Regions from separate parts of the Homo sapiens genome. Here region 2 is linked to region 1. A link is a loop called in an ENCODE intact Hi-C map of the cell type or tissue named here. Cell type or tissue: PC-9. All regions are shown on one strand. Links, peaks and the distances in the headings refer to the core of each region. The heading gives the core; the rest is flanking DNA. Region 1 has its middle 36 kb from the start of LINC02517. Region 2 overlaps HTRA3 (HtrA serine peptidase 3).

Region 1 (9,349 bases), core at 419-8,418:
GGTCTTTAAGGATGATGACGTAGGAAAATCTTCCTAAAAAATTATTTTGTTTTTAGAAGCCTTGCTCTGAAGCAAAGAAAAAAACAATTCAAGAGATGTCAAGAATTTTTGGCAAACAAATAATGCATCGAAGAACAAACACCCAGGGAGGACGCGTGGGCAGCTGTTCTTGGGTTGTTTTCATTCCCCAAGTGCTCGGCCCTGTAAGACTAGATGTGTATTTTCTCTTGCAAAGCAAACAGTTCAGCACAATGTGGGCCTCCTTGCTTGAAAGAATTCAGATGGAGCTTGTGAACCACATAAAAGGTTGAGCAAACCTTGTTCCAAACTCAGTGCAGTGGCTGGGCACAGAGCCGCCCGGGACTGAGCAAACCTCCTCGTCTATCTCCTAGGCAAGGGTGTACATGGAGGGGGTGAATGGAGGAAGGTCCTTCCACAAGTCACTGCACATTTTCCCTTCACAACACAACACGGGGCTCCCACTGACCACTGCAGAGCTGGGGACATCCTCCTCCAAGCTTCACAAAGCAAACCAAGTCCCTTCCTGGGCGGCTGCTGGACAGCCTGGTGGGATGGAAATGAGCTGAGGTCAGTCCCTGCACTTGAATGGGTGCAGGTGGGTGGGGCCTTCCTGGAAGCCACAGGAACACCGGTTTCTGGGTTCTCATGCAGAGTGGCCCTGACTTCCCAGATTTAGGATCAAAGCCCAGAGCCCAAGGGAAACCCTCTGATGTAAGCTGCATGACAGCAAGTGGCCCCAGAGGGGAATGCAAAGGCGAGAGTGCCGGGGACCACGGCACAGCACATGCGGCACAGGCCCGCCCAGGCCAGAGACTGAGCGCATCTTCCCCTCCTCACATGGAGAGTAGAGGCTCCGGCAGGGCCACAGCCCCCCAGCTGGGTTCTTCTGCACGTGCCTGTGGGGCCAAGCAGTCCCCACCGTGGCCAATGCTGGGGCTCCGTGCAAGAAGTCTGTCGCACCCTGCCCAGCTGCCTCGAGCAATTAGGAGGCGGCTCCCACACCAGGAAGGCCACCTCCAAGGTTCCTAGGTCTGGTCCAGAGAGACAGGATGCTCACAGGCAGGCAGCAAGTCCAAACAGAAGCCTGGGCTCCACTCGAGCCATGGCCCCAGGGCTCAGGAGAGCCACCCAGGGTGGACGGAGTCGCATCTGTGCATGCCCACCTTGCACTGCAGAGGGACCCAAAAGTGCTCTGCCCTGGTTTTTATACCCTGGGCACCACTGGGCTCACCGAGCAGACGTGTTGCAGAGTATCCTATCTGGGAGGACCAAGGCCACACCCTGGGCTGTTCGGGTCATTTCCTCCTTTTTCCAGGGTGTTGCATTCGGTCAGTTCTGCAGGAGAACTGCAAGCCAGAGAGGGAAGAGTTGTCGTCCATCCAGGGCCCTGTCCTCCTGCAGTCACGGCCTGTAGTTGTGCTTCCACTGTGGTCCGTGATTCCCATGGCATGCCCCACTCCATAGGGTGGCTTTGGTCTCATCGTGGTGGCACCATGGCTGAGGCCACCTGAAGCTCCTAAGTGTCCAGGGCAATGTCCCCCGGAAGTGAGAGGCCACTTCTGTCCCAACGTCCCCAGCCAGTCTTTAAGACTCAACAGGACCCTTGGACTTTGCCTCATCACTGAGCCAGTCCTTGGGGCCAAGGGAATGGAAGGTGCTAGGGCACTTCAGCTAAGGCGAACCAGTGCCAGTGCTGGGGCAGGGCAGCTTCCCAAGGCTTGGGGCTGTCCACATCTGGGGAGAAATCTGGACAGAACTGGGGTTCTGTTAGTGAGGAGGAAGGGTTGGAAGTTGGACAGGAAGCCCACAGGGTCCACCACACAAGGAGAGAAGCCAAGACCCCCTGACTTCCAGGGGACCCATGGCTGGGGCATGCTTCAGATGGGGACACGGCCCCATGGGACCCATGAAAAGCCTGTGAAGTGTCTTAGTAAAAGGCCCACATGAACAAAGTCAAGGAGGAAGGCAGTTTCTGGTGACGAGGAGGTGGTCCTATGGCACATGCTGTCCCCACACAGTGCTACGTGTAGCTAGGTGTTCACTAAATGCTGGTCAGATGGACACTCCCTGCTGGCCGGCAGCCCAGGGGCTGGAACCACCTAAAACCTGGAGGGTGGGGTGGATACACAATGATGGGGGAACGTGATTCACGCTTGGGCTGAGCCGTCAGAAGTGCATCCAAACCAAGTTTCCAAGAGGCTGCTCCATGTCAACTACACATCCTAAAATGAAAGAGTTCCCACGCCTCCGCCACCATCAAGATCCTTAGCAGTGACAGCCGCAAAGACCTCAACCCCAAGATATTTCTGGGCTTTCACAGATGATGGGGTCTGGCTGATTTTTATCTTCTTCATCCGCCTGTGGTTTTGAGATGTCTCTGCAGGCATGCATCCCAGCTGGCCCCGTGTAGCCGCAGGAAGCTCCCTCTGTGTTTAAGCTCACAGTGAGAAACTTCTCTCATTCTGCAGGCATCTCCCTTGGTGAGTCACAGAGATTTCTGGCCACGGGCACAACCATGGGCACACACTTGTGTCCACTGCCAAGCAAGACTGTCTTTCCAGTCCACCGTCCACATGGCATCAAACTAATACGAAGGCTGAAGGCATTCCCATAATGGCAGACACCAAGCAATGGTTCCCCAGCATGGTGTGAAAGATTGATCCCGCAGGGCCAGCAGATGTCATTAGACAGGAAAGTTAAATGACGGGTAAAAGTTTTGGAAGGTGTATTAGTCCGTTCTCACGCTACTATAAAGAACTGCCCAAGACTGGGTAGTTTATAAAGGAAAGAGGTTTAATTGACTCACAGTTTAGCATGGCTGGGGAGGCCTCAGGAAACTTACAGTCATGGCGGAAGGGGAAGGAAACACGTCCGTTTTCACATGACGGCAGGAAGGAGAAGTGCCAATTAAAAGGAGGAATGCCCCTTATAAAACCATCAGATCTCATGAGAACTCACTCACCATCACAAGAACAGCATGGAGGTAACTACCCCGTGATTCAATTACCTCCCACCAGGTCCCTTCCATGACTCGTGGGGATTATGGGAACTACAGTTCAAGATGAGATTTGGGTGGGGACACAGCCAAACTATATCAGAAGGGTAAGGGTAAACCATCACTATTTGCCAATGATAGAGAAGGAAAACCAAAGAGAATCAATGAAAAACTGTCATAATTAAAATAAGGTTTCAATAAGGTGACCAAAATAAACATACAAAAATCACACAGCTTTTTATTACAAACAGCTTGAAGAAATAGTCTTAGATGGGAAGACCACTTACCATGAAGACAAAGATTCTCCTGATGTGAATCTAAAAGTTAAACAAAACCTCCAGACAAACTCCAGAGAGCATTCTTTAATATGGGGGTGGGAGAATGCCCAGACTTGACAAATAACACCAAAGTTCACATACATAAGACATTTTTGGAAAAGATGAGAAACGAGGCTTTATTTGCTCCAACAGATATTAAAAGTATGAGAACCACAACCATGAAAACAACAGAAGCTGATGTGAGAAACAACACTAAAATTAAACAGTGCAGACACAGGTCCAGCGACAATGATTTTAGCACTCATACAGGTGGCATTTCGGTCAGTGCATGATGATTCAGTGGGCAAAGCATTTCAGATCCTTGTCTCATATCACACCTCGAAATACATTCCTGGTCAATTAAACACTGAAACGTACTCAGAGAAAAAGAGATGAAAGTGTAAATAATCTTTGTGTGAGAAAGGACTTTCCAAGCATGACCTCAAAGGCTAGAGCATAAGAGTCTTCGTTTTAAAATGTGCAGGCATTTCTGATTTAAAAATGTAAACTATAGCAGGTTACATCAAAAAGGAAAAAAATACAGTTAAATGGCAAATGATGCATGAGGAATAATGATTTACAGTGAATATGTTACAGGTTTGCTGTGCTTAATATGTACAAATATCTTACAAGCCAACAAAATATTTTCAAAACTAAATGCCTTCTTAGATAGAGAACAAGAATGGGCAGTTATCACAGCAGAACATATATGAACAGACTTCAAGCACGGGGGAAGGTATGTTCAGCCACAGTAGGGGCAATAAGAAGGAAATCTATACAGAAGACACCAATTTTATGTTCTCATCAGGTCGGCAACAGGCAGAGAACAAACAGGCCACTGCTGGCAAGACTCCTACATTCTAGAGGGAATGAGGGCTTCCTGTTGAACATGCTGGGAAGAGGAGACTTACCATGTGCTGTCTGCAGGCCGGGCTTTGTTGCTTTCATGCATTAACCCGTTTTAACGCCAACAACAGCAGGATGAGGAAGATTCTCTTATTCATTTCATCAGTGAGGGAAGTCCCACATCCAATAGACAGTGTAGCTGGTGTCCATCCAGGAGCCTGCCCTAGACTCTGCTCCCTCATCCCCACTTGTGGCTCTACCTGCCCCACTGCCTCCCACACTGCTGGTATAAGAAATCTCCCCTGTGCAGAGCATGTCTCAGCAAGCCACTGGGACCAACTCACGCACAGTGATGCATGTGCACGGATGGCTGCCACGGAGCAGAAGCCTTGATCTCTCCATCTCTCAGGAGGAAGTTTGCTAAACTTGTACATTCATGTTACTTGACTGGGAAAATGGCTGTGCCATCACTTTAAGTGGAAAAAGATGTCCACAGAGTATGACCCATTTCTGAAAGGAAAACCACACACACGTACACAGAGGAAGAAAGTGTGCAGAATGGTGTACGCTAACATGATCCCGGCAGGTGAGAGGAAGAAAGTGTGCAGAATGGGGAACACTAACCTGTTCCTGGCAGGTGAGGGGAAGCAAGTATGCAGAACTGTGCACGCTAACATGATCCCAGCAGGCGAGAGGAAGAAAGTGTGCAGAATGGTGCACGCCAACATGATCCCAGCAGGTGACAGGAAGAAAGTGAGCAGAATGGTGCATGCTAAGATGATCCCAGCAGGTGAGAGGAAGAAAGTGTGCAGAACGGTGCACACTAACATGATCCCAGCAGGGGAGAGGAAGAAAGTGTGCAGAACAGTGCACACTAACATGATCCCAGCAGGCGAGAAGAAGAAGGTGAAGTGAGCAGAATGGTGCATGCTAAGATGACCCTGGCAGATGAGGGGAAGGAAGTGTGCAGAATGGTGCATGCTAACGTGATCCCGGCAGGTGAGAGGAAGAAAGTGTGGAGAACGGTGCACGCTTACATGATCCTGGCAGGTGAGAGGAAGAAAGTGAGCAGAATGGTGCATGCTAAGATGATCCCGGCAGGTGAGGGGAAGAAAGTGAGCAGAACGGTGCATGCTAACATGAAGCCAGCAGGTGAGGGAAAGGAGAACAGTGCACACTAACACGTTCCCAGCAGCTGAGAGAAAAGTGGACACCAGGGCCAGGAGACGGGGGCCCTCGAGGGGAATGCAGGGAGGACTCTGGGGCAGGGGCAAATCACTGTCAATGTTCAGCTTCAGTGCTGGGTGCAGGAACACTGGCATGAACCAAGGAGTACAATGAATCAAATTCTGGGCCCCTGTGGCCCAAAAGTAAATCAATTAAATTGGAGGGGCAACTATTTCTCCATGTGGAGTTATAAGTGATATCTATTTTCATCTTTAAAGTTTTCTACATTACCAAAATAGTACCTAATAATCACGTTAGTTTTACAATCAGAAAACGGTGGCAGCAAGCAATGACATTAAACTGAACATTTTTATTCCAATTATTCAAGTTTTTGCTGCACAGTATTTTCAAATGTTTTATTTTCAAAATGACTATTACAAAAAATGTAGTTTCCAGAATGTCATGGCTACACCTCAACCTACTCCACTCTTGCAGTGGGGGCAACAGCTTTAGGAGCAGGGACCGTGTGTGGGGGCTGCACCCTTGCAGTGCGTGGCCTGGACACGGCCCAAGCCCTCCGCCGCCCACAGACAACACTTTCACATTGATAAATATGCATGCCCATCAAATCCTGCTGTAAACCAAAACTAAAATTCTAAGTCCCCCAGCCAACTGAGTGCATCCCCTTGCAGCCACCGGGACCCAAAGAAACCTGAAAAACCAGTTCAGGCCATGAATGGGAAGGAGGGCTCGGGATGCCCCATTATACCTGCCCCGCTCTGGAATTTAGACACAACTGACCAACATTAAAATAAAAACAGAGATCCTAGACTGACAAAACAGACTCTCTGTAGCAATAAGATACCCAATTCAACGGGACTCCGGTATAGCATCACATGACACATAGTAGCCCCGAAGGAATCAAAGTATTTTACCTCAAAATATATTTCCTTGACATATGTTGAAATGGCCCTTGCAAAGCTGTCTCTCATGGGGGAAATGTGCATTCTGCAGAGAATCTGCTTCCCTTATTAGGCTTTTTCTGGAGACTCTGACACCTTTTAAGGGCCTATAAGAGACATGCACATCTATTCTCTCTGAAGCCTGCCATCCGGAGGCTTCATCAACATAACAAAAACCTTGGCTTCCACAACCACCCCCGCCCCCACCTTAACTCAAGCTGAGTTCAACTTTTTAGACAAAGCTTAACTCTTTCAACCCATTGCCAATCAGGAAATTTTTGAATCTACCTGTCAGAGACGTGTGAACCAGAGCAACTCCATCTTGAATATGAGCTGGGTAAAATGAGGCTGAGACCTACTGGGCTGCATTCCCCGATGGTTAGGTAGTCTAAGTCACAGGATGAGATAGGAGGTCAGCACAAGATACAGGTCTTAAAGACCTTGCTGATAAAACAGGCTGCAATAAGGAAGCTGGCTAAATCCCACCAAAACCAAGATGGCCACAAGAGTGACCTCTGGTCATCCTCACTGCTACACTCCCACCAGCACCATGACAGTTTGCAGGTGCCATGGCAACGTCAGGATGCTACCCTATATGGTCTAAAAAGGGGAGACATGAATAATCCACACCCTGATTAGCATATCATCAAGAAATAACCATAAAAATGGGCAACCAGCAGCCCTCAGGGCTGCTTTGTCTATGGGTAGCCCTTTTTTTATTCCTTTACTTTCTTAATAAATTTGCTTTCACTTCATGAACTTGCACTGAATTCTTTCTTGCGTGAGATCCAAGAACCCTCTCTCGGGGTCTGGATTGGGACCCCTTTCCTGTAACATCTTTCTGGTGACCATGGAAAGAACCATAGTGTGGAAACCCTTGACTCAAAGGTTTACTTTGGTTAAGTGATGGGGTCCTGTAACATCTTTCTGGCGACCACAGAAGTGACTATAGTGTGGAAACCCCAGACCCAAAGAGTAACTTTGGGTAAGTGGTAGGGTCTGGTAACGTCTTTCTGGTGAATCATGGAAGGGACGATACTGAGGAGACCCCTCAACCCAAAAGAAGTAGACTGCACCACTGGTTGGCCGACTTTGAATAAGTGGTGGGGTACCTGGGTAAAGGATGGGATTGGGTTAGAGGCCCAACGTAGGGGAGTTAGAGTCTGTCCTAAGACACAGTGGGTTAGAGGCCCCTCTTAAGGAAAGGTAAGGACGCTTGCTCAACCTTGGGTTAGAGGCCCAACTCAGGAGGGTTAGAGTCCCTTCTCAGATTTAGGGGGTTAGAGGCCCCTCTCAGTAAGGTCCCTCTCAGTAAAGTCGCTTCTGGCTAAGAGCAGGTTTGGCACTATGGGATGTTAACTGCTATTCTCTTGGGATTAATCTGCCTTGCACTCTTTGCTGATGGCTGTGAGTGACAGAATTAGCCACGTACAGGATTGTAGGACTTGGGGAGTTTTTTCCTCCTTAAACGGGGAAACTTGGGAGCTGACGGGACTGCTGGAAAAGATCCCTTCATGACTGACAAGCAGCCACCTAAACTTTTCAGTGTTGCTGCAATGGATGGGTCTTTCTCTGACCTCCCTGAGCGCCTCGCCTTCCCCATCCTGCCTCAGGCAATGCTTTTCTCTCTCTGTGCAAACTGGTTGAATAAATTGTAAAAAATAATTGTTTATCTCCTGTAAAGTTTTGATTAATGGAATAAAGGATTTGTGAGGCTAGTCTTAAGCTGTAGCCAACCAGGTCTGGTGTGCTTTCTGTGTCTTTCTGTATTGCTCTGTCATAAAGAGGAGTACCTTAGGATAGAGCACGGACTTAGGACACCTTTAAGCCTGCTTTTCAAGACAGCTCAGCAAACTGGTCAATTACAAACTTTGCTGCAGGTCCCTCAAAAAACTGGATGAGGTTTCCTTCTTGTCTTCTATGTTCTTGGGAGCTTGACCTTGTAACCATGTGGCCATGCTTTCTCTTTTCACAATGGTGGCCCAGGTTCAGGGTTCAATTCCTGGCTTGGAAAATAAGTTCTTTATCTTCTATGTATTTATATGTATTATGTGTGTGATGTTTATGAATGAAAGAGCTTTAACTAATTGGTTTAAAAATAAGTGCTTAAATATTTTGTCAGAAAAGTAAAAAGTGTAATGCCTTTTAGTTCATGTGACTGAAGTAATCTTTGGGAAATAAGGAGTTTTAAAGATTATTGGCAAAATAAAAATATCTTCAAACATGTAAACATTTGGTCTAAATTATGCAGGTGAGATATTAAGTTTGCTAAATGCTTTAAGGTCATAAACTGCTTCTTTGACTTTTTTTTTTTTTTTTTGAGACAGAGTTTTACTCTGTTGCCCAGGCTGGAGGGCAGTGGTGCGATCTCGGCTCATTGCAAGCTCCGCCTCCTGGGTTCATGCCATTCTCCTGCCTCAGCCTCCCGAGTAGGTGGGACTACAGGCACCCGCCACCACGCCTGGCTAATTTTTTTGTATTTTTAGTAGATACAGGGTTTCACTGTGTTAGCCAGGATGGTCTCAATCTCCTGACCTTGTGATCCACCTGCCTTGGCCTCCCAAAGTGCTGGGATTACAAGGGTGAGCCACTGCGCCCAACCTGACTTTTAAAAATTATTCAGTTTCCTACTCTGGAGCATTAGATTCTAGATAAGGCCAGGGACATGTGGAGTTAGCCACGCCCCTAGCTATGCTGGAGTCAGCCCCCTTATCTGCACTTCTGCCTGGTGTGTCCTAGGCTAAATTCCACACCTGGTACACAATTAGAATCCCCAACTTACCAAGGTTTTCACCAAGAGTAAAAGTCACTAACAATTAACATCGTCACATGTAATTAAGACTGCTAAAAAAAACAGTTTTACATGCAAGATGTGTAAGAAAAGTGAAATGTGTCTTTTGGTAAAAGATTATAAGAACACATGGAAATGTGGATTTTTCTTACCTAGATTAAAGAGTTAAAGAATTGTTTTAGGCCGGGCGCGGTGGCTCACGCCCGTAATCCCAGCAGTTTGGGAGGCCGAGGTGGGCGGATCATGAAGT
Region 2 (9,349 bases), core at 1,196-9,195, 55 kb before region 1:
GAGGGGCTTTCAGGGTAAAGAGTGGCCACCATGCATGTTGGGGGAGCCCCAGGAGGGCTTGGGGTCCAGCCAGCCTTAGGACCAGAGAGTAGCCCCACATGGGGTGGTGTGGGGTGTTTGATTCATGGAGTGGGGCCGTTTGTGGGCATCTGCCCCTCTGTGGACTGTGGGGAACAGTGCAGTTCATAGGTGGGAGACCTCTGGCCTGGGGGGTAAACCCCTCGTTTATCCTGTGGCCCACAAGCCAAGGGAGAGCTGTAGGGAGGGGAGGGGACAGGGACAAAGACATGTGCTTTCCCTGGTCTCAGACATCACAGAGTTCCCAGATCTCTGACATCACAGGATTCCTCGATCTCAGAGGCCACAGGGTTCCTTAGTCTCAGAAGTCACAGGGTCCTGTGGTCTCAAAAACCGTAAGTTTCCCTGGTCTCAGAGTTCACAGGGTTCCCCAGCCTCAGAGGTCACAGGGTCCCTTGGTCTCAGAAGCCAAAAGGTTCCCTGGTCTCAGAAGCCATAAGGTCCCTTGGTCTCAGGCCCCTGTGCTGGGTAGAGTCCTGAGTCCTTCCCAATAGTGGAAAAGTCTGGGGAAGGCAGCCCAGCCACCTGGCAGGAGCAGGGCCAGGAGCAGGACGGGCAGGGAGGCTGGTGGCCCCATACTTGGTGTGTGTTCTGCTCACCTCTCAAGTTCAAGGAGAAGAGGCTTCAGAGTCCCCTATCCTGAGCACAGTGAGTCGTGCTTTCCCCAGCTCTGGCCCAGGGGCATTACCAGGCCTCTGCTTTCCCGCCCGCACAGTGGGTCTAAGTCAGAGGGGACCACAGTCATTGTTCAAATGCTGGCTCTGTGTCTTGGACTCCTGTGAGCCAGAGGTCCTGCCCTCCCGCTTTCCTTCTAGCAGGGAGACGGGCCACAAAAACGCCCCCAGATGCCACAGATCAAAGTGAGGGGTGCTGGGAGGAGGCTGGGGCAGGGCTGTGGCCTCGAGGGTGAGGGCTGCATGACGGGGCAGGAGACCTCTCTGAGGAGGTGACCCACCTCCAGCAGAGACTGTGGGAAGGGAGTGGGGCAGGCTCTGGAGATTGCAGGGGACTCCCAGGCAGTGGGAGTGGGAAGGGCCCATGTCCCAGGTGGGCTGTGCAGGTCCTGTCGAGGATCCCACCCCCTGGATTTAGAAGCCACCTAGAGAGTGATCCCCCGGATTTACGCCTCCAGCCTGGCCCCTCCTGCTCCAGGCTCAGACGCGCAGCTGCTTGTGGGATGGACCCACCAATGTCCACAGGCAGTTCCCACTAAGAGCACCTGTCAAGACCCCCCTGCTCCTGCAGCCCCACCTGCCGTCCCCACTGAGTTATGTCAGCCTTGTCCCTCTGTCCCTCTGTCCCTCTGGACTTCCCACATGCCTCATCCACTGTCAGCGAGTCCATTGGCCCAGGCTTCAGGATGCATCCACCCCGGGCCTCGTCGCCGCTCCGCCTCCACCTCCACCTCCGGGTCCAGCACCGGGGCACTCGCTGCCCTGGACCGTTACCTCTCTGGGCTCCTCCGGATGCTGCCCCATCCTCCACAGACCCTCCCACAGCCAGAAAGGCCCTTTCAAAACTAACGGCAGATCACGTCTGGTGATTCAAGGCCAAATCCAAAGCCTTCCAGGGCCCACTGGACCCATGGGTCAGGCCTCCCGGCCAGCTCTGACCCCATCTCCCACATGGTTTATTCATCAGCTGTTCATCTTTGGTGTGTTTAAATATTTGGCCCATTAAAAACATTTAGGTTATTTGTGTTCTTACTAGTAGGTTGTGAGAGTTCTTTCTACATTCTGGATAGGAGCCCTTTATCAGATAAGCAAATTGCAAATATTTTCTCCCAGTCTGTGGCTTGTCTTTTTCATTCTCTGAATAGTGTTTTTAAAGAGCAGAAGTTTTGTAAATTTTGATGAAGTCTGTTTTTTTTTTTAATTTGTCATGCGTTTGGTGTTGTATCTAAGACGTCTTTGCTAACCCAAGATCAGAAAGATTTTTCTCCTACAATTTCTTCTAGAAGTTTTACTTTTTGAGGTTTCAGATTTAGGACTGCGATGCATTTTGAATTAGTATATTTTTAAATAGTGCAAAGTATAGATCGAGGTTTGGGCGTTTTTGTTATTTTTGCCTTGGAAATTCAGTTGTTCTAGCACCATTTGTTGAAAGACTGTTCTCTACTGAAGTGCCTTCGCACCGTTGTCCAAAAGAGAATGACCATGTGCCATTCCAGCTGTCTGTGTTTAGGCCAATATTCAGTACTGCACTGGCCCGATTACTGTGGCCTCACGGTAGGTCTAAAAGGCAGGCAGTGTGAGTCCCCCGACTTTATTCTTCCTTTTCCAAGTTGTGTGGACTCCTCAGACCCTTTGCATTTCTATATGAATTTCAGAATAAGCTTGTCAATTTCTACAAAAAGAAAAATAAAGCCTGCTGATGATCTGATTGGGATTCCATTGAATTTACAGATCAATTTGGGGAAATTTGGCATTTTAACAATGGTAACTCTTCTGATCCATGAATACAGACTACCTCTCCATTTATTTATATCTTCTTTAACTTCTCTCTGCAATGTTTTATAGTTTTCGGTGTACTGGTTTTTGGGCATTTTTCATCAGATTTATTCATAAGTATTTCTTAATTTTGATGCTATTATAAATGATGTATTCTTTTAAATTTCAGTTTCTGCTGGTTGGTTAAGAGAATATTCAAATTAAAATGATTTTTGGATGTTCACCATAAGATATCCTGTAAGCTTGATAACTCACTTACTGCTTCTAGAAACTTTTTTTGTAGATTCCATCAGATTTCCTACATAGATGGCTATGCAGTCTGTGAATAAAGACAGTTTTACTTCTTCCTTTCCAATCTGAATGCCTTTTTTTTTTCTTGCCTGGCTAGAACTTCCAGTAAAATATTGAATGAAAGGGGTAAGAGTGGACATCCTTGTCCCGTTCGTGATCTTGGGGAGAAAACATTCAGTCTTTCACCATTAAGTACGGTGCTAGCTACAAATTTGCATAGATATCCTTTCTCAGGTTGAAAAGTTCCCTTCTATTTCTGGTTTTTATTGGGAATAGATGTTACTTTTTGTCAGAGGCTTTTTGTGCATCTCTGGAGATGATCATATGGTGTTCCTTTCTAGTCTGTTAATGTGGTAAATTGCATTGGTTGATTTTTAAATGTTAAACCAACTTTGCATTCCTGGGATGAACCTCACTTATCACTTATTTGTGATGTATTATCCTTTTTTTTTTTTTTTTGAGATGGAGTCTCACTCTGTCGCCCAGGCTGGAGTACGGTGGTGTGATCTTGGCTCCCTGCAACCTCTACCTCCCAGGCTCAAGTGATTCTTCTGCCTCAGCCTCCCACGTAGCTGGGATTATAGGTGCCCACGATCATGCCCAGCTAATTTTTGTATTTTTAGTAGAGATGGGGTTTCACCATGTTGGCCAGGCTGGTCTCAGACTCCTGACTTCAGGTGATCCACCTGCCTTGGCCTCCCAGAGTGCTGGGATTACAGGCATGAGCCACTATGCCCGGCTGTATTATCCTTTTAAATGTATTTATGGATTTGATTTGTTTAAAGAATTTTTGTATCTGTTTTCATGAGGGATATTGGTCTAGTTTTCTCTTCTGGTTTTTGTATTCAGATAAGGAGGTTAGAAGTAGCCACTCATTTTCAGTTTTCTGGAGGAGTTTGTATAGAATTAGTACTATTTCTTCCTTAAACATCTGGTGGAATTCTCCAGTGAGATCTTTTAGGCTTGAAGTTTTTTTTTGTAGGAAGATTTTTAACTCCAAATTCAATTTCTTTAATAGATGTAGTGCTATTTGCGTTATTTCTTCTTGAATGAGATTTGGTGGTTTGGAAATTTCAAGAAATTTGCTTCTTTTGTCTAAGTGATTAAATTCATTGACATCAAGTTGTTCACAATATTCTCTTATTATTCTTTTAATATCTGTAGAATCTGTAGTGATGTCACCTCTGTAATTTGTGATGTTGATAACTGTGTCTTTTTGTCATGATCGATCTTGCTAAAGATTTATCAGTTTTATTGATCTTAAAGAATCAGCTTTATTTTTTATTTTCACTATTGTGTTTCTTTGATTTACATTCTTATCTTTATTTCATTGATTTACACTCTTCATTGATTCACACTCATCTTTATTATGGATTCACACTCATCTTTATTATTGATTCACACTCTCAGCTTTATTATTGATTCACACTCTTATTAGATTCACACTTTATTACTGACTCACACTCTTACCTTTATTGATTCACACTCATCTTTATTATTGATTCACACTCTCAGCTTTATTATTGATCCAGTCATCTTTATTATTGATTCACACTCAGCTTTATTATTGAGTCACACTCATCTTTATTATTGATTCACACTCATCTTTATTGATTCACACTCATCTTTATTATTGATTCACACTCTCAGCTTTATTATCGATTCACACTCTTTATTATTGATTCACACCCATCTTTATTATTGATTCACACTCTCAGCTTTATTGAGTCACACTCTTATTAGATTCACACTCTTTATTGACTCACACTTTATTATTCACACTCATCTTTATTGATTCACACTCTCAGCTTTATTATTGATTCACAGACATCTTTATTATTGATTCACACTCAGCTTTATTGATTCACACTCATCTTTATTATTGAGTCACACTCATCTTTATTATTGATTCACACTCATCTTTATTATTGAGTCACACTCTCAGCTTTATTATTGATTCACACTCAGCTTTATTATTGATTTTCACTATCAGGTTTATTATTGATTCACACTATCAGCTTTATTATTGACTCACACTCAGCTTTATTGAGTCACACTCTCAGCTTTATTATTGAGTCACACTCTCAGCTTTATTGATTCACACTCTCAGCTTTATTATTAATTCACACTCAACTTTATTATTGATTCAGACTTTTAATTATTTTTTTTCTTCTGGTTATTCTAGGTTTTATTTGGTCTTTTTATAGTTTTTAAGACGGAAACTGAGGTTATTGATTTGAGACTTTTCTTATTTTCTAATATAGACACTTTAGTACTATTAATTTCCCTCTACCTCTACAACCTACAAATTTTAATATATTATACATTCATTTTTATTCAGCTGAACATAATTTCTAATTTCTCTTTTTACTTATTTGAAGATGAGTAATTTAGAATGTATTATTAATTTCCAAGAATTTGGGAATTTTCTGGATACCTATTATTGATTTCTAATTGTGGTCAGAACTCTTATATAAAATGAAAATTCTAAATTTATTGACTCTTGTTTATTTCTGGATCTGAGACACCTGCTAACTCACAGATTGGAGCAGCTTGGGGGATGGAGACACTATCTCAGTGAGTTGCGTGTGCAGTGCCCCAGCCACAGGGCCTGGCACATGGTTAGTACTCACTGGACATTAGCAGCGAGTATCGTTTTGAGGAAGACCAGTGGGAGGTGATGAGTTCAGTTCCAAGCAGGGAACATTTGGGGAAGCAGCAGTATGGAAGCCAGAAAGGACAGCCCCACTGGCCACTGGGGTTGGGTTGGAGCTCAGCTGGGAGAGCAGATGTCGGAGCTCACATGGTTGGATGCAGGATGCGGTGGACATGAAGCCACCTGTGGGGCGAGCCACACTAGAGCTAGAATACCCCTCAGCTCCATGATGATGGTCAGGAGAGGGCAGCTTTGCTGGACCGCAGGGGGACTGGGCCAGCTCAAGCAGAATGACACCTGCTGCTTCCTGGTCCTGCAGGGGAACTTCTGTCCTCTGCCTGTCCCCTGAGGGAGCGTGGTGGCTTTTCACAGCAGCCCTAACGGAGTCTCGCCGTGTTTCATTTCCAGACTGGAAGAAGCGCTTCATCGGCATACGGATGCGGACGATCACACCAAGGTGAGTGTCTGAAGAGTGCCATCCCCTGCTACCCCTTCCTCTCATCCCTCACCCTGACCCTCCCTCCAGACCCTGGCTGGCTGTGTTCGGCTCCTTGCAGGTGCCCAGACGGGCCGATGCACTCAGGCCTCTGACCGTTGCTCAGGCCAGTCCTTTTGCGTGGACCTTTCCCTCTTTGCCTTATAGATTCCTTCTGCTCTTTCAGGACGCTATCTCTTTCCATGGCTGCTATAACAAATTACTATAAGCCTGGTGGCTTAAAACAGCAGAAATGTGTTCCCTCTCAGTTCTGGAGGTCGGGGATCTGAAGTCAAGGGGTCGGCAGGGCTGCACTCTGCCTCTGAGGCTCCAGGGAAAGCTACTTCCTTGCCCCTTCCAGCTTCTGCTGGCTCCAGGCATCCTTGGCTTGTGGCTGCCTCCCTGCAGTCTCTACCTCTGTCTTCACTTGACCTTCTTTCTCTCTGAGTATCTGTGTGCACATCTCTCTCTCGTTTCTCTTATGAAAACATCCATCATTGGAGTTAGGGCCCACTCTAAACCAAGAAGGTCTCTTCTCAAGATCTTCAACTAATGACATCTATAAAGGTCCTATTTCCAAACAAGGTCACATTCTGAGGCTCTGGGTGTACACGAATTTGGGGGAACACCATTCTGCATTCCCAGGACACTCAAGTGGCAGAAGGTGCCTCCTCATAGCACACAGAGCCCTGGCCTCCCTCTCCAGCCTTGAACTCATCCTGCTGTGTCGGAATCACCTGTGGTGGGACCGCCCCACCCCATCCTGCCTCCTCGGCTGTCAGCTCCTTGGGAGCAAGGACTGTGACCTACTTATTCCTCCACTCTGCCCCAAAAGCAGGTCCACTGCAGAGCAGGTGCCTGGAAATGCTGAATGAGTGCAAGAAAGAAGGGGCTGGGGGAGAGGAAGCAGGGGCAGGATAGAAGGGAGGCTGGAAGTACAAACTTGAGCTTCGAGGTTTGAAGAAGGGAGAGGTCACTGCATCGGGAGCCTAGGAAGAACTCGAGAATGCTCAAGTGACCATTTCCTCAAAGCACACAGTCCCTAAAGCTGTCATTCCTCCTGTTTCACCAACTCTGCTAATCTAGGGGTGACATTTGAAAAAAATTATCAATGTCCAGTATGCCAATTTATCTTTTGTTTTCTGTCTCTTTTATCTGTCTGTCCATCCCACCTCTGTCCAGTCTTCTGTCTGTCTGTTCCATGACTCAGCATTGTCTGTTCATTCCATGACTCAGCATTGTCTGTCCGTTCCGTGACTCAGCATTGTCTGTACGTTCCGTGACTCAGCATTGTCTGTCCATTCCATGACTCAGCATTGCCTGTCTGTCCATTTCTCCTTCTATCCACCCATCCAGCATCATTCCTTCATTCATCCATCCATCCATCCATCCATCCATCCTCCCGCCCCTCCTCCCACCTGTCTACCCACTCTCTCTCCTCTCTTCACGCTTCTAACCAGCTATTGCTACCACGTTTCTCTTAAGAAGCACATCTGGTAGGGGACACAGAGTGGCCAGTGGTGGGACAGGGCAGTATGGGGGCCCAGAGGTGGCTCCTCTTCTGGTCTGGTGCTGGAGGGAGGGAGGGGCAGCTTCATACCAAAGAGCTGGGCAAAGGCTCAGGGGAGGGGCCTTGACGGCAGACTCTTTCCAGCCTGGTGGATGAGCTGAAGGCCAGCAACCCGGACTTCCCAGAGGTCAGCAGTGGAATTTATGTGCAAGAGGTTGCGCCGAATTCACCTTCTCAGAGGTAGGCTCTGCCAGAGGAGATCGCTCGAGGCATGGGGCAGGCGTGAGGTCTGGGCTGGGGCTGCCCCACTGACCTCATGTGACCTTGAGCTTCCCAGCAAAGTGACCGGGAAGGGGCAGGTGGATTCTAGCGTGTCTGCTAAGCCAGAGGAGGCTGGAGAGCTGAATGGTCCCTAGAGCCCTGACTGTGTACGTCCTAAGTCCCACAATGTCATTTCCTTCGAGAAGCAGAGGCTGAAGAGTCCCTGTTGGGCTAAGAACCCACTCCAAGCCAGACTCTTTCACTAGCTGGGGACCAGCCTGGGTCCTGGGTCTTTCTGGGACTCAGCTTCCTCATTGTAAAGTGGAGATAATTCAGCCTATTGTTTTTTTTTTTTTTTTTTTTTTTTTTTTTTTGAGACAGTCTCCCTCTTGTTGCCCAGCCTGGAGTGCAGTGTCGCGATCTCAGCTCACTGCAACCTCTGCCTCCTGGGCTCAAGCGACTCTCCTGCCTCAGCCTTCTGAGTAGCTCAGATTACAAGTGCCCACCACCATGCCCTGCTAATTGTTTTTGTATTTTTAGTAGAGAAGGGGTTTCACCACGTTGGCCAGGCTAGTCTTGAACTGCTGACCTCAGGCGATCCACCTGCCTTGGCCTCCCAAAGTGCTGGGATTTCTACCCCCAGGAGACTTTGTAGATGAAATGGATAAAGGATTGCTTTCTTTGAAGTCTTCCAGTACTAGAGAAATGTTAAGCATTGCAACACCATAGGCTGAGGCAGGCGTGCAGCGACACTACCACATGCTGGCATGGCTGACCCACTCCCAAGAAGGGCTCTGAACCAGTTGCCTCCCCTCCTTAGCCTCGGTCTTCATCTGCAGTGGGAAAAATCCACATATAAGTGGACCCACACAGTTCAGACCCATGTTGTTCAAGGGCCGACTGTACTGTGCATCCTCAGAGGCTGGGCTTGAAGGTGGGAGGCCCCGCGTGAACTTCTGTGATGAGCACAGATGGCACACTTGTCCTGCCCGCAGCAGGCCTGCAGTAAAAATTGTTGAAATTGGGTGAAATTTTCCACACACATCTCAGTTAATCCTCACTGCAGCCAGGGAGGTGCAGGCTCCTGCCCTCACCCATTTTACAGGTGGAGGGACTGAGGTTTAGAGAAGTTACTCTTCCAGGTCACACAGCTGGCATGTGAGGGTCCTGATGCTGGTGCCCACGCAGCTGAGCACAGTACCATCACCTTCCTTCCCAGCAGTGGGGAGGTCTCAGTGAGCCTCATGCAGAGAGAAGGCTGGCCCCGTGAGCTCTGCCTCCCACATAGACGTCTTCGTAACTGCAGTAACAGCAGAACCTACTCCTGGGCCTTTATAATTTGCAAAGTGCGTTTCCACATAGGATGGTAGACATGAAAACTGAGGCACAAGGGGACAGAGTGCCTGGCCCAGCTAGGAGGGCTGCAGCGGGAGCTTGAACCCACCCTTCTGACGCATGGGAGAAGCAGTTTGAAAGGTTGTTTCCCTGTCGTGTGACATTGGTTTTCTTCTGGTGTGAGAGCTTTGGGGCTGGGGCACTGTTCTTTCCCATCGAGATGACTTTTGTTGAAATGTTGTCATTGACCCTGACTGTGCCTCGCTCTGGGCCGGGCCTGGGAAGGCTGTGCC

What was found. A loop is a pair of places that touch in the nucleus more often than their neighbours do. Peaks named below come from ENCODE experiments on the same cell type or tissue, not always from the same donor. Only the 100,000 strongest peaks of a DNase experiment are listed, where the experiment ranks them.
Region 2: a loop joins it to region 1, with 2.9 times the contacts of the local background. A loop is called at or near these places in 3 of 110 quality-filtered maps.

What each region holds. Positions count from the first base shown.
Region 1 is chr4:8,351,862-8,361,210 of GRCh38, forward strand. It overlaps a transcript of ACOX3 not described here. Among named protein-coding and RNA genes, the nearest start is that of LINC02517, 36 kb to the left of the region's middle. RefSeq lists an enhancer at 1,428-1,978. In PC-9, for the core only: no CTCF peak of the experiment used is centred there; DNase peaks (open chromatin) are centred at 2,340, 3,660 and 6,080; H3K27ac peaks cover 3,118 bases.
Region 2 is chr4:8,296,580-8,305,928 of GRCh38, forward strand. It overlaps HTRA3 (HtrA serine peptidase 3), which reads left to right. Exons shown (of 9, transcript NM_053044.5): 7 at 5,884-5,932; 8 at 7,605-7,700. Among named protein-coding and RNA genes, the nearest start is that of LINC02517, 19 kb to the right of the region's middle. In PC-9, for the core only: no CTCF peak of the experiment used is centred there; no DNase peak of the experiment used is centred there; H3K27ac peaks cover 1,162 bases.